Regions from separate parts of the Homo sapiens genome. Here region 1 is linked to region 2. The links are chromatin loops, found by intact Hi-C in ENCODE. Cell type or tissue: HCT116. All regions are shown on one strand.

Region 1 (8,000 bases), 310 kb after region 2:
TACAATTTCTCCGGTGTTTTTAGCTCAAAATAATATACCAATTTTTGGACATATTTTGGGATAGCACATCCTTCACTCCTTGCTAGTAACAGGGAAACCTAATATAGATTGTGGGTCAGCAAGCCTTTTTACTTGATAAGAAACATGAAATTTACCATGTTAGCCCCTCTTTTTTTGTTTGTTTCAGAGACAGAGTGTCTCTGTGCCCAGGCTGGAGAGCAGTGATGCGAACACGGCTCACTGCAGTCTCAACCTCCCATCTCAGCCTCACAAGTAGCTGGGACCACGGGTGCATGCCACCACACCTGGCTCATTTTTTTATTATTATGCTTTGTAGAGACAGCGTTCTCTGTTGCCCAGGCTGGTCTCAGACTCCTGGCCTCAAGTGATTCTCTCGCTGACCGTGCTCAGCCCCCATGTTAACCCTTTATTTTTATTGTTTATTTTATTTTATTTTGAGACGGAATTTCGTTCTTGTTGCCCAGGCTGGAGTGCAATGGCCCTGTCTCGGTTCACTGCAACCTCCACCTCCCGGGTTCAAGCGATTCTCCCGCATCAGCCTCCCAAGTAGCTGGGATTACAGGCACCTGCCACCATGCCCAGCTAATTTTTTTGTGTGTATTTTTAGCAGAGACCGGGTTTCACCATGTTGGCCAGGCTGGTCTCCAACTCCTAACCTCAGGTGATCTGCCCACCTTGGCCTCCCACAGTGATGAGATTACAGGCATGAGCCACCGCGCCCGGCCCCGTGTTAACCCTTTTTGAGGTGTTCAGTAGTATCAGGCATATTCACATTATTGTGAAATACGTTTCCAGAAACTTTTTATCTTGCAAATCTGATTCTGTCCCTAAATTTGACTACTCTAAGTATCTCATATAAGTGGATTTTATAGTATTTGTCCATTAGTGTCTGGCTTCTTTTGCTTAGCAAAATATCCTCAAGGTTCATCCATGTAGCATGTGTCAGGATTTCCTTCCTTCATTAAGGCCGAAAAAGATTCCATTTTATGTATATAGCACATTTTGTTTATCCATTCGTCTGTTGATGGGCATGTGGGTTGTTCCCACCTTTGGCTGTTGTGAATAAAGCTATGCAAATATCTGTTCAATATTCTGTTTTTAATTCTTTTGGGTCTATACCCAAAAGTTGGATTACTGGATCATATGGTAGTTCTATTTCTCAGAGAGCTATTTTTGAGTGGCTTTGATGTCTGAGCCCAGGAGTTTGGTTTGGAGCATGTGAATCCAAGGAGAAATGACATCTAGGCAGATGGATATATTGGTCTGAAACTCATCAGAGGAGTGACAAGACTGGAAATGTAAGACTTCTACACTCAGCCTCACCCACCCAGGCCCATGTCACACATGGAAAAACCGATAACTCCAGAACCCTGCTCTCCAGCCACACAGTGCCATCCCTGCAGCTGGCTTGTTTAGCTGCTCCCTGTGACTCTTCCTCAACATCACCAGTTTGCCCTGTCATTGTTCTGTCCTCTCTACCCAAGTCTATCTGCCCTCTCCTCTCTTCCCTTCCCTCCTCATCAGCTTTGATTTCATTTCTCTGCATTCCAGTTATTTTTTGCCATTACCTTCAACATCCTTGCTGCACTGTTCTTGTCTGGCAGAGCCTCAGTCCTGGATGAACTCAGCCACCTGCTTTCCCAGTACCTACTGCTGGAGGGGTCACACAACAGGACAGAGGGCACTGCGGGAAATTCAAATGGGCCCTCAGCCCTGCCTGGCTGTCCCAGTCATTGTCTCTCCTGTTCTCTGCAAGGATATTTTCAGGCCTTCTTCACACTCCTCAGACTGTCTCGCCCCTATTTCCATGAACATCGAGGACTTCAGATGGAAACTGGGCTTCATACCAGTTGTGCAGCGCACCACGGCTGTCCTTCTAGAAAACGGTCCATCCTGCCCAAGGCCAAACCCTGTTTTTATTTATTTATTTATTTATTTATTTGATGGAGTTTTGCTCTTGTTCCTCTTGTTGCCCAGGCTGGAGTGCAGTGGCACAATCTTGGCTCACTGCAACCTCTACCTCTCGGTTCAAGTGATTCTCCTGCCTCAGCCTCCCGAGTAGCTGGGATTACAGGCATGCGCCACCACACCCGGCTAATTTTGTATTTTCAGTAGAGACAGGGTTTCTCCATGTTGGTCAGGCTGGTCTCGAACTCCCAACCTCAGGTGATCCACCCCCCTTGGCCTCCCAAAGTGCTGAGATTACAGGCATGAGCCACCGCGCCTAGCCCAAACCCTCTTTATTTTTATTTTTTCACAAATACCACAGTGACTTACCAGCACTTCTTTGAATTCCATCTTTCGGCTGGGTGCAGTGGCTCATGCCTGTAATCCTAGCACTTTGGGAAGCTGAGGCAGGTGGATCACCTGAGGTCAAGAGTTCGAGACCAGCCTGGCCAACATGGTGAAACCCCGTCTCTACTAAAAATACAAAAAAATTAGCCGGCTGTGGTGGTGAGTGCTGGTAATCCCAGCTACTTGGGAGGCTGAGGCAGGAGAATCGCTTGAACCCGGGAGTTGCAGGTTGCAGTGAGCCAAGATCGTGCCATTGCACTCCAGCCTGGGCAACAAGTGGAACAAGAGCGAAACTCCATCTCAAAAATAAATAAATACATACATACATACAGGGTTTGGCCTGTTTATATAAACAGGAGGCAGAAGTTGCAATGAGCAGAGATCACATCACTGCACTCCAGCCTGGGTGACAGAGCGAGACTCTGTCTCAAAAAAAAAAAAATTTAAAAAATTTAAAAAATGAATTCCATATTTCACCTTCTCAAAAAAACCTACAGTATTGACCATCCCGTTTCTCTCATATAGGCAACCTCTCCTCACTCCTGCTCCTAGAAGCAGCCTTTATATTTGCTCATCTCTCCCATCATAAAAACAAAACAAAAACAGAACTGAAAACACAGAGGACTTCCCTAAACACACGTCCCTGTCTGGCTATCACTGCCTTCCTCTACTTCACAGTGAACAGGAGTCAGTCTTGACCCATCCCCACTCCGACCCCTCATGCCCAAGCAGGCACAGGCCATCAGCTTAGGTACAAGTTTAGAAAAAGAGACTTCCAAGAAAACCCAAGCTACTCCACAGAAGTGCATATTTCGAACATGACCCCACAGGAATGTCTGCCAAGGACAGGGCAGCAGTGCAGTGTGTGCGCGTGTGTGCGCGTGTGTGTATGCGTGCCTGTGTGCGCATGCATCACACTTAAAAAAGACTATGGTCTTTTTATGACACCAGGCATCTCGTCCTTCCCAGAGAATTCAGTTTGGTTGACTCTGGCAGATGTTTTTGTCCTAAGAGCCAGGCTTGATTGTTGTGCAGTTCGCCTTGGGTCTGCAAGCAGCATTGAGGTCTGCCTGCATGTTATGGGTTGAAGTGTGTCCCCCCAGAATTCAGATGTTGAGGTACTAACCCTTAGTATTTCAAAATGCATCTGTATTTGGAGATAAGGCCTTTAAATAGGCCGTTAAGGTAAAATGATGGACCCTAATCCAGTATGACTGGTGTGTTTATAAGAGAAGATTAGGACCTAGACACACAGACTGAGGGGCCGCCCATGTGAAGACACAGCAAGAAGGCGCCACCTACAGGCCAAGAAGAGCTGCCTCAGAGGAAGCAACGCTGCTGGCACCTTGATCTAGGACTTCTAGCCTCCAAAACTGTGAGAAAATAAATGTTTTCAACCTCAGTCTGTGGTATTTTGTTGTGGCAACCCAAGCAGACTAATACACTGGCCATGGGCAAGACGCCCTGACCACAGTGATCTTGACAGGGGTGTGGGCGCAGGACATGCTGGGGCATCTTGAAGCTACTGCAGGCCCCACAGAATCTAGAGGGTCCAGAATAAAGTCTTTATCCCTCCATGAGCTATCTCTTTCTGTTGCACATTTTTTTCTGCATTAAAACAGTTTGATTATTTGCCCCATGCCCATATAGGATTCCCTATTCTTCATAAATTTTAAAAAAAAACTCTTTTCATTGATAAACATCAAAACTCTGCAAATAGTCTTTTAAAAATGAACAACAGACATTTCTACTTTGAGGTTCCATGTGTTACCAGAACTCACATTTTAAAGTGCCTAGTATTAGTATGGAAATCACCAAAAGGACTGGCCAGAATTTGAATTAGATGAGAATTTTCTTTCTATCATATCCCTACCTGGTCTGATCATTGCTTCCGTTCTCAGAACATTCTTTCTGTGGATTTCCTTTGCTACTGAGTCAGATACTTTCTTCCTCATTTCTGTTGTTTATGTAACAGATGTTTCTGCTGTGTCTTTTCAAAGACACAGTTTCAACTGCCTTTGCAAAAATTATAACTGAAGAAATTATAACAGTGAAAGAGATCAGACCTAACCGACTCCATCTTGCTTCTAACCTTTAAGCTGTCCTTGTTCATTGCTGGGCATTTGGGAAGGAATTCAGTTCATAGTTTGACTCTGAAACAAAATTAATAATAGCGCTTTCCCGAAAAGACTCCCTTCTTGCCTGGGGACCAGTCTGCCTTTGCAGGACTAACAAGTTAGCTACAAGATTAGAAATTACGGTTTAGGGGTCATGCAGCCTCTGGCTCCAAGAGTCTGAACCGCCCCAAATTGCTTTTGGGGATAGCATCACTATTGTAAAACCTAAGATCAGTGTTTGAGATATTTTGTAGATCCTATACTGGATGGATCAGCTGACACCATCCAGACCGGTAATCTGGGCCAATCAGTTCTGCCATCCCATCTAGGAGTAGAAAACAGCAAGAAAACCTCAGTTCGACCCCCCTAGGATTCCATCTCCAACCTTGACCAATCAGCACTCTGCTTCCTGAGACCCTACCTGCCAAATTATGTTTGTTTGTTTGTGATGGAGTCTCACTCTGTTGCCCAGGCTGGAGTGCAGTGGCACAATCTCAGCTCACTGCAACCTCCGCCTCCTGGGTTCAAGTGAGTCTCCAGCCTCAATCTCCCGAGTACCTGGGTTTACAGGCAAGTGCCACCACGCCCAGCTAATTTTTTGTATTTTTAGTACAGATGGGGTTTCGCCATGTTGGCCAGGCTGGTCTTGAACTCCTGACCTCAGGTGATCCGCCTGCCTCAGCCTCCCAAAGTGCCGGGATTACAAGCGTGAGCCACCACACCCAGCACCAAACTATCTTTAAAAACTCTGATCCCCAAATGCTTGAGGAAACTGATTTAAGTAATAATAAAACTCCCGTCTCCCTCACAGCCAGCTCTGAGTGAAATTACTCTTTCTTCATTGCAATTCCACTGTCTTGACAAATCGGTTCTGTCTAGGCAGCAGGCAAGGTGAACCCTTTGGGCGGTTACATCTTTAAACATTAAATTGAAGAAAGGATGCAAAGCTGTACCTGTTTTGGTTTCTTTTCATTACTGGCATGCTTTTCCCTGCTTTTGATTTGATTTTCAGAGGAAAATTTAAGTTTATAATACAAATTAGAATAATTCATATGTTTAACATTTAAAATTCACTTTTTAAAGTCAAAGCTAGACCTGGGAATAATTTGTAAATAAAATTAAATAAGTTAAATTCACTTTTATTGGAAATAAAAACTTGGTTTGTTTTTGTTTTTGTTTTTATTTTTTTTGAAACAGAGTTTCGCTCTTGTCGCCCAGGCTGGAGAGCAATGGCGCCATCTCGGCTCACCGCAACCTCCGCCTCCCTGGTTCAAGCGATTCTCCTGCCACAGCCTCCCGAGTAGCTGGGATTACAGGCAGGCACCACCACGCCTGGCTAATTTTCTATTTTTAGTAGAGATGGGGTTTCACCATGTTGGTCAGGCTGGTCTCAAACTCCCAATCTCAGGTGATCCACCCGCCTCAGCCTCCCAAAGTGCTGGGATTACAGGCATGAGCCACTGCACCCAGTCAAGACTTGTATTTTAAAAAACTCATTAAGCAATCTCAAAACATTGTTCTTTTAATTGCATTTAGCTGTCTTAGAAGATCATTTAAGCAAACATTTAAGCAAAAAAAAAAAAATCTAAAGACTTGTTTTTACATCAAAACCCACAGAACTACCAGTAGGCACTTCGCCCCTGCCTGTGACTCTGCTGGGGTCACAGGAGTTTTAAACTCCGAAACATTTCCAGAGACTGTCTAGCTCAATGGCTCCCCAGACCAGCTAGTTATCAAACTCCAAGGAGTCAAAAATTACAAAATAAAATCACACTATATTGTAATTATGAAAGAAATGCATGCATGTTAAAGAATTTCAATAGTATGGAAAAATAGCAAGTGAAAAAAAAAATCTCTCCTTCTTCCCCAACAATACTCAGTGGCACGACCCAGAAGAAACCATTGTTACCAATTTCTGGTTTTGGCCCTGATGGTCACAGCATAACTCTCATATACTTATCTTGTTTTATCAGCTTCAGAAGTATCTGTTATTTCCTGAGGATATAGTTTGGATGTTATCCCCTCCAAATCTCATGTTGAATTGTAATCCCCAATATTGGAGGTGGGGCCTGGTTGGAGGTGACTGGATCATGGAGGCAAATTTCTCATGAATGGTTTAGAGCCATTCCCTGGGTGCTGTCCTCCCGATAGTGAGTGAGCGCTCCTGAGATCTGCTTGTGGCACCTCCTCCCCACTCTCTCTTTCGTTCCAACTCTTGCCAAGTGAGACGTCAGCTCCTCTTCACTGGCACCACGCTTCCTGTACAGCCTGCAGAACTGCTAGCCAATTAAACCTCTTTTATTTATAAATCACCTAGCCTCGGGGATATCTTTATAGCAGCACAAGAACGGACTAACACACCTGCTATAAGAAATGGCCAGGCGCAGTGGCTCATGCCTGTATGCCCAGCAATTTGGGAGGCTGAGGCGGGCGGATCACCTGAGGTCCGGAGTTCAAGCCCAGCCTGGCCAACATGGTGAAACCCCATATCTACTAAAAATACAAAAATTAGCTGGGTGTGGTAGTGCACGCCTGTAATCCCAGCTACCCAGGAGGCTGATGCAGGAGAATTGCTTGAACCCAGGAGACAGAGATTGCAGTGAGTCAACATTGTGCCACTGCACTCCTGCCTGGGTGACAAAGTAAGACTGTCTCAAAAATAATAATAATAAGAAGAAGAAGATGAGGAATTTAGTGCATTGATCTGCCTCTCACTTTCTTTTCCTCCATACCTCTCAATTTTTGTTATATTTTTCATTCTTCTAGTATTTACTTGCATAACTTTTTATAATATCCATTGAATTACATTTTTTAATCCATCAGGGCTAGGAAGTTCTAGTGTCTCCCCACTGTATAAAATGGGGAGATGTGGATCCTTATACTGCCCTCCCCTTCTCTCCTCCCTCCTCCCTACCTGCCATTACATTGTGTGATGACTAATTTCATGTGTCAACTTGACTGGGCCACAGGGTGTGCCCAGGTGTTTGGTCAAACACTATTCTGGGTGTGTTTGTGAGGATGTTTTTGGATGATTTATCATTTATCAGTGAACTGAGTAAAGCAGATGACCCTTCCTAATGTGAGTGGGCCTCATCCAATCAGCTGAATAGAACAAAGGCCTGAATGGAACAAAAAGGCTGACCTTCCCCCGCAAAAAAGAGAATTCTGGCTGCCTGACAGCCTTTGAATTCAGACATCAGTTTGTTTCCCTGCCTTTAGACCTACACTGAAATGCAGGCTTTTCTGGGGTGTCCAGCATGTGTGTATACATGGTGGACATATATATATATTCTATTTCTTTGGAATATATATATATATGTATATTTGGAATATATATATGTATATTTGGAATATATATATTCTCTTTCTCTGGAGAACACTAACTAATACACATTGTTATGGTTTAGGACATTTACATTCCATAAGTATAAATTCAGTGACTTGTGTAACGATTAATTCTAAAATTTGAAAACTAAAGCCAGGCACAGTGGCATGCACCTATAGTCTCAACTACTTGAAAGGCTGAGGCAGGAGAATTACTTGAGCCCAGGAGCTCAAGACTAGCCT
Region 2 (8,000 bases):
ATCTGTGGGCTCCTCCTGCTCCAACTTGCACATGGAAGTTGAGCCCTGAGAACCCACTTCATGCTTCCAGCTCTCGTCTTGCCCACCTGGTTTTTGTACCTGTGGGAATTTTCAAGCGAAAGTACTTCATGGTCTACACAGTAGAACAGGCTTTATGGGCAAAGTAATCTCCTGTTTTAAACAACTCACACACAAATGTCCAGATTTCAATTGACATAGGACAGCTTCCCCTGACCTCGATCTTTAGGGCTGCTTCTCTCTTCTCCAGAGCTGTAGCACAGGCAGGAATGTCTAAGACCATCTTTCACACCCTGAACATGGGAAGAAGCCTCCCGAAGACTCACCGCTGGCACACCTTTCCCACGACATGCTCTCGGCACTGGCACACTCCCGAGGGCCCACTGCACATGGAGGACAATGCCCCACCAATGTCACACTGACACCCTGAAAGCCAGGAAACAGCAGCAGTTATACCTTAAACCATCTCCACACTGAGCGCCTCCCCTGCTGTACAAGAAAGGAAAACTGACCATCCCAGTGACACAGTGCCTGCCTTCTTTCCTCTGCCACATCTGTCTGGCAAGTGTTTGAAATCTTGGAAACTCCCAAACCAAAATGGTGTGTCCGCGCTTGGAAATCAGATTCAACCACAAAAACCAAAACCAAAACCAAAACAAAAACAAAAACAAAATTAAAATGGTGTCTTTCCAAAGGTCTGCTTCTAAGTTGGAGGCGGCTACTATAAGCCAGCTCAAATGCTGTTGTCCAATGCAAAGACAACAGCAGCCCAGGAGTAAACGCGCTTCAGAAACAGTGCTGTTCTAAAGAACATGTGATAACCAGGGGCCGAGCGAGAGATTCAAGAGTAGCCTTGCGGGGCACCTGTCCTGCAATTTCATTATTTAACACAACACTGTCTCTAAAAATCTGATGCTAGCATTTTTGATAATATAAAATATATCTTTAAAATTACTAAATATTGATGTTATTTATAAAACTAACAGATGCCCTCCCATCCCAGTTATGTTTCTTATCATTAAACCCACAGTGTGCTGGTAGAAGAGAAGTAGAAACAGCCCCACTTGCAATTTACTAGTTTCAATGTAATCAATGTTTGGCCAAATTCCCTGGACAGAATGTTTCAGGGCCATTCCATCAGAAAGTCTGCGTGAAGATGACAAACTCAGAAGAAATGTTATTTAGACCATCTTTGTCCATCAACACTGTGCTTTGCTCAGGGCCCAATGGACTTATTTACCTTGACACCCAAAGTAATTGCTCTTTTCCAAAGCAAAATATCCATCTTCACAGGTGTCGCAGGAATCGCCACCCACATGGGACTTGCAGTGACAGTCACCATCTCCCTGCAGAACAGTGAGCCAGATGACAACATTTGATATAATTACAGAATTCACTAATCTTCAAGATTGAAAACTGCCTCACTGTATAATAGGAAGCAGTGTAGCCAGGATCTGGAAAGGATTACCATGCACTGTAGAATGACAGAAGTACTAACACACGCCCCCAGAAACCCCACAAGCAGTTGCTGTAGCATTCTGCTGTTGTCACATGAAAACTCAGCCCACTTTACCTGCCTACACTCTCCAGTTCCACTCACTGTTCCCGCCTTATGGCACTTGCATTCTGTGGAGATAAGAGAGCATCCTTGAACTAAGGGAGACACAAAAGACAGTTCCTGGCTCTGGGAACATTACACAGCTGCAACACAACGTGTGCAGTTGGCCTTGCCAGCGCAGTTCAACAGAATGAGAGTTTGCATCGCTGAGGCCTAAAATTAGACTGCTTTCTGAAGTTGGCAGAACAGACCAATCCACACTATCCATTTACAAAAAGTAACAGCTAGTTCATGGCTACTTCATGACAAAAGCTGCAACATCATGGGATTTTTGAATGATTCCAATGCCGAGGTCATTACTGATATGCATGCATGAAAATACACTCTATTCAAGGTTATTCAGTATCCTTAACTCGGTGTTTTTAAGTCCTTATACTGGCTCTGATATAAGCATAAAATTAAAATTAAACCAGAAAAAGTAAATTATAAAAACAAGGACATAAAAACCATTTATCAAGTAGCTGCCTTCTCAAACAACAAAATACATACAGAAACAGGATAGAAATCCCTTGCTAAGATTTTGAAAGTGACAGAAATTCTGTCAAAAGTGGGGGGAAAACATCAGAACATTACATAGAATCTTGTCAAATTGAAGTGATTCAACAAATAGCTCTTTTGTGGATTTAGTCACTGAGGCAGAGAAAATTAAGAGAACATTATAATATAGTAAATTATGACATATAAGAAACCTACCTGAACATCCACTGGGGTTTTCTTTGTCCAGATTCCAATATAACAGTTTGCAGCGGCTACAAGTAGGACCTTCAACATGAAGCTTGCATTGGCAATACCCCTTTGAATGAAAATCAAACAAACATTTGACATCTTGGAATTAAGACATGTTTTCAAACCTGTGCGTGAGCAAAGACTTGTCACAGAAACATATTTTGGTCATGAAAAGTAATTAAGTGTATCCAGGGGGAAAAAATACTGGGTTGATTTCAACAGTCTGCTAATTGCTTTTGTTTATTTTTATTCATTTATTTGTTATGCATGTAATCCGCATTTGTGGTTAAAAAGAAACTGGAAAATAAGGAGAAAGAAAATTTAAAAATCACTCTTATTTATAACATTGTCAGTGTCTGTTGATACTGTTACAGCATAGACTACCAATTTAAATAGAAAAAATGTCTGAATATTTAACATGTTGAAAATCAGTAAAGAATTGTTTATCTGAGAGTGCTTTTGTAATATGCAAGATTCACAGCCTTGCATCAATGTCATCAAGGCTTATGGGAAGGATGGCAGAACCTCTTTCACTCCATCCATTCTGTGCCTGGAAGTCGGCATCTCTAGGCTCTGAGGCCAAGAAGACAGACAATTTCTAAATTATCTCAGAAAATTGTTCAGAATAGGCCGGGTGTGGTAGCTCACGCCTGTAACCCCAGCACTTTGGGAGGCTGAGGCAGGTGGATCACCTGAGGTCAGGAGTTCGAGACCAGCCTAGCCAACATGGTGAAACCCCATCTCTACTAAAAATACAAAAATTAGCCAGGTGTGGTGGGGCGTGCCTGTAATCCCAGTTACTCGGAGGCTGAGGCACAAGAATCGCTTGACCCAGGAGGCGGAGGTTGCAGTGAGCTGAGATCGCGGCACTGCACTCCGGCCTGGGCGACAAGAGCAAAAAAAAAAAAAAAAAAAAGAAAGAAAAGAAAAGAAAAAGAAAAAAAATGTTCAGAATACCATGGTATTGTGCTTGGAATAATATAAAATAAATTGTAATTATTTTGTACACAGCCAACTTTATTTAATGTGTCCTTGGCCATTGATTTTCTCAATGTTATTAATTATGTTTGTCAGACTTACATGCAGGGCTCCACAGAGGCAACACCCTCTGAGTAACCTACAAACCTGCAGTAAGAGTTAAACTCTAGGACTCCAGAGTAACAAGTTTAACTAAATCTTATTCTTTTGTTTTTGAAAAAAAAAATCACAAAATCACATATGCTCTTTGAAAAACAACAATGACCTCTTTAAGCAATTTAGCCTTGGGTCTTATTTTAATTTCTGGAAGTGCCCACACTGTTAGTCCTTAATATGCATGAGAATAATAGAGATAGTTAGAATTGCAACCCTTTTATAGTCTACTTACCAAATTGGAGTTGATGGTACCAGCTGGGTCACAAGCACTGCTGGAACCTGAATATGATTCAGAAATTTTTAAATTATCTGGTAGTTTGTTTTTCTCTTTGTTTTGATGTTTCAAGTTTTAAACGTTTTGTTTTCAAAAATAGTGTATCTACATTTATATTTTCGATAGATGTGTGGCAAAGTCTGCATGCAATTCATAGTCAGGCATCTTGAATGACATTTATGGTCCTTAATCCCCAAATTACCTCTTTTGCCACTGAACAAATCCCTATCCTGTCTACTCATGACAGTTCACTTCTAATTGATGATGAAGGAGGAGATTAGGGAAAGATTCTAAAATTTTGAGCATCATTAGTATTGTCCAGAAGAGGGCAATATTGTACCAAGAGACTTTTAATTGCCCATTTAAAAGACGTTCTAGAATTTCTAAGTACATCTTTAATTATCACACCTCCTTGTTCCCACCCGTACTAAAGTTATTTATAAAATCAATTGGTTTGTTTTCCTGACTTAGTATAACACTACAAACCAAATATAATCTCTCTTCAATAAATTGGGATCTTGCAATGTTTCAGTATTACAATTACACAGTGTTTGAACTGGGTAAGTCTGTTCTGAGTCTGGTTTTTCAAATCATTTAAATAAATCCATAATAGGATCTTGTTTGCTTATAAATTGTTCCTTAACCCTATTGGCTTTGTTTGCTTCTGTCTGCCTCAGCTTCCCCTTGATGATTTTCATTCTCTCTCTCACTCTCTTTTTTGAGACAGGGTCTTGCTCTGTCTTCCAGGTTGGAGTGCAGTGGCACGATCATAGCTCACTGCAACCTCCAATGCCTGGGCTCAAGTGATCCTCTCACCTCATCCTTCTGAGGAGCTGGAATGACAGGCATGCACCACCATGCCCGGTTATTTTAAAAAATATTTTCTAGAGGCTGGGAGTGGTGGCTCACGCCTGTAATCCCAGCACTTTGGGAGGCCAAGGCGGGCAAATCACGAGGTCAGGAGATCAAGATCATCCTGGCTGACATGGTGAAACCCCATCTCTACTAAAAATACAAAAAATTAGCTAGGCATGGTGGCACATGCCTGTAATCCCAGCTACTCGAGAGGCTGAGGCAGGAGAATCGCTTGAACCCGTGAGGCAGAGCTCGCAGTGAGCTGAGATCATGCCGCTGCACTCCAGCCTGGGGGACAGAGCGAGACTCTGTCTCAAAAAAAAATAAAATAAAATCAAAAATAAATAAAAATTCTAGAGACAGGATCTCATTATGTTGCCCAGGCTGGTCTCCAACTCCTGGCCTCAAGCAATCCTCCCGCCTCAGCCTCCCAAAGTGCTGGGATTACAAGCATGAGCCACCCTGCCCTCTCTTTCTTTTCTGATGTTCTCCTGTTCCCTGCATTTTTCCGTAATACCCAACACAAATTTCCAGCTGTTTGTTTTCCATGCCCAACCTCGGGTTCCTCTCCAGGACACAAACATTGCCATCTAGCCCTGGGATGACTGTGGCTGCTCAGCTTCTCTGCCAGGCAGCCACAGCACTTCCTTCTGCTCCTGAGGCCCATGGAGGTGAGCAGACCCATGCAGGATGCCCTCGCATCCTAGGGACCTTCAGGCCTTTTGAAAGGCAAGCACCCACCTCTGACTGCCTGCTGCAACTTCCACCCTCAAGGAAACCTGGTCTCCAGAGGATTCTGGTTAGGAAGATTCTGGGAAATGAAGTCAGTCCTGTCTTCAAAGCGCAGGAAGGGGTCTGAGAAACCACATTCTCCTGATGGATAGTCTGGGTCAGCCTTCCACAAACACCTCTTCACAGTAGCAAGAGTTCTCCGAAATTGACAAGAGCTACTGGTCTGCTCTCTGGCTGCACACACCAGGGAGCCCAGGGAAATTTGTGGACATCTCATTTCTGTCCCCTCTGCCATGGTACATGGGCAAGCCTTAATCTCTCATATCAACAGAGGGATGAATACCAACCACGTCCCACAGCTGCAGGCTTGGTTTTCATCTCCCCCTCAGTGCACTCTCTCCAAACTGCATAGACTCCAGTGCATCCCACCCGCCTTCCCCAACACTTGGGCTGAAGTACGATGACACGGTCCCCCAGAAGGCCAGAGGAGGGCAGGGAGAGAGGCCCGAAACACAGCAAAGGTCCTGCTAAGCCTGCTGGCAAGTGGATCTGTTAGAAACATTACAGTGCTGCCAGCATTAGCACCACAAGCTGGGAGCGAAAGAAGGCATGATGCCTCGGGACAGAAGACAACAAATGGCCCCTTTAACTCAAAGGAGTCACCTATGCCACAATGCTATCCACAGAAAACTGACATGTGAACCAAGAAACCCACATGTATAGCACATGGAAATTTACATTATTTTTAGTTAAAAAAATCATTTCTGGATTCCTTTGAGGGTACATATATGATATACGTGTTTTCAAACCAGACTTGAACAGGTGAGGAACCAAGCAGACTAGATCTGTGAAAGCAGGATGTGGGGGTGGCCAGTGGTGAGTCTGTGGGGGATTTGCAGGCTTCTCTGGGAGGCTGGCTGCACACACTTCAGAGAGGAACCAGCCCTCTAGCAATCTGCTGACTTTCCTACCTTGGCAGTGGGGGAAATCATAAGCTCCTGAGAGACACCTGTCACACCGCTGTCCTGTAACTCCTGGCCGACATTCACACTGTCCAGTCACTGAGCTGCAGGGCATCTGGTAGGATCCAAGGGCTGAACACCAGCAGGCTGGATGAAAGAATTCAATCAGACTTAGGCGGGGGTTGCAGGTATGGGAGGGGGAAGAACCACGTCCCGGAGCAGAGCATGAGGGTGGAGCCAGAAAGACCCAAACACAAATTCCAGCTCCACTTCTTATGAGATCGGGAACCTGAAACAAGCCACTCAACTGCTCTAAGCCTCAGTTTCTCCTTCCTTAAGTGGGAGTGACACTAATTTTTATTTGATAACTTGTTGTGAGGATTGCATAAGATAATACTTAAAAGAGCTTGGGACAATGCCTATCATAGCGAGCACTCAATAACTGCTAGTTTTTATTGCTGTCATGAATTTCATATTCAGCAAGATTTGCAGGTGCTGGGTGATGGTTTTGGGGATTCTGCTCACCTACAGAAACCAGTATTTGTAGGAGGAGGATGCAGGGAACAACTGATGGGGGATGTGACTCACTGGAGGGCCACTTTAATTCCATATCCCACTTGATATTCCATATCAAGTGCAAGCCATTCCAGGCCAGATCAGCCTACAACTGTCCCTGATCTTCTCTTTCCTCCTCTCTTTATACCTCTTTTCTCAATGTCTAGTGTAGTTAAGTAGTCATGGAAAAAATGGTGCAGGCAACATTGAAAAGGATGGGAAAGGCATCCTAGTTTCCTCCCTCCCCCAAGCTGTTACCATGATCTTTGGCTAAGTGATGAATAAACACGTGTGGATGGAGAGAACAGATGCTGGCCATTCATTCTCCTCTTGGCCCCCTTCCCACTGGATCAGGTCCCTACTAGTCTCTATGAGACTAGACTTCTATGGGCTGGAGTTGCACAAGGTCGTCCCCATTTGCATTGCAAAAACCCTTCTTCTGGAGAGGGATGAGCAGTGGAATTGACCTGACTGACTTCTCCGGCTGAAGAGTTCTACATCTTAAGAACTGAAAGAAACTAGAGAGAGCATCTCATTGAATCCCATTATTACATGGTGAAGTTCAGAAGTTAAATGGCATTTTTAAAGTCAATGGATTAGTCTCTAATAAAGGGCTTCAGTCTTTGGAGTCAGACACATCTGGATTCCAGTACCAGCTGTGCCACTTAACAGCCCTGCAATCACGGCTAGTTGCTTAGCTTCTTTAAGCCTCAGTTTCCTCTTCTGTAAACTGGAGCTGATAATAGCACCTACTTTATGAAGTTATCAGAGAATCATCAGCAATAAGGCATTGAGCACGATGCTTCGCACAGCCGAAATGCTCAGGAAGTGTTCACACTTATTAACATTATTATTCTAATTACCCAAGTCCCCCAGTGCTTGGGGAGGTGCTCTTTACACTTTCCCACACTGAATTAATGAAAATCAATGAATTAGTATATCTGACTTCCAAATTTTTATCCAGTGTAGTGTACACAGTAAAAGATACAACCTTGTTTGCAAGGTTTCAAAAATTCCATGCTAGTTGGAGCCTTAGGAAAGAAAAGATTCATAAGGTAAAGCCCCAGTTCTGGTAATTTATTTACAGGTAGCCTTGGAATCTAAGCCTTGGCGCATGGGGCCCCCA

What was found. A loop is a pair of places that touch in the nucleus more often than their neighbours do. Peaks named below come from ENCODE experiments on the same cell type or tissue, not always from the same donor. Only the 100,000 strongest peaks of a DNase experiment are listed, where the experiment ranks them.
Region 1: a loop joins it to region 2, with 14 times the contacts of the local background. A loop is called at or near these places in 21 of 110 quality-filtered maps.

The regions. Positions count from the first base shown.
Region 1 is chr18:23,494,605-23,502,604 of GRCh38, reverse strand. No RefSeq gene overlaps it. Among named protein-coding and RNA genes, the nearest start is that of RMC1, 4.9 kb to the left of the region's middle. RefSeq lists enhancers at 3,176-3,405, 3,676-3,745, 3,776-3,845, 7,264-7,313. In HCT116, a CTCF peak has its summit at 3,618 (motif pointing left); a DNase peak (open chromatin) is centred at 3,594.
Region 2 is chr18:23,808,832-23,816,831 of GRCh38, reverse strand. It overlaps LAMA3 (laminin subunit alpha 3), which reads right to left. Exons shown (of 75, transcript NM_198129.4): 13 at 6,329-6,466; 14 at 3,729-3,775; 15 at 2,330-2,429; 16 at 1,592-1,644; 17 at 1,259-1,364; 18 at 345-444. Among named protein-coding and RNA genes, the nearest start is that of LAMA3, 120 kb to the right of the region's middle. RefSeq lists an enhancer at 6,343-6,402. In HCT116, a CTCF peak has its summit at 4,080 (motif pointing right); a DNase peak (open chromatin) is centred at 4,101.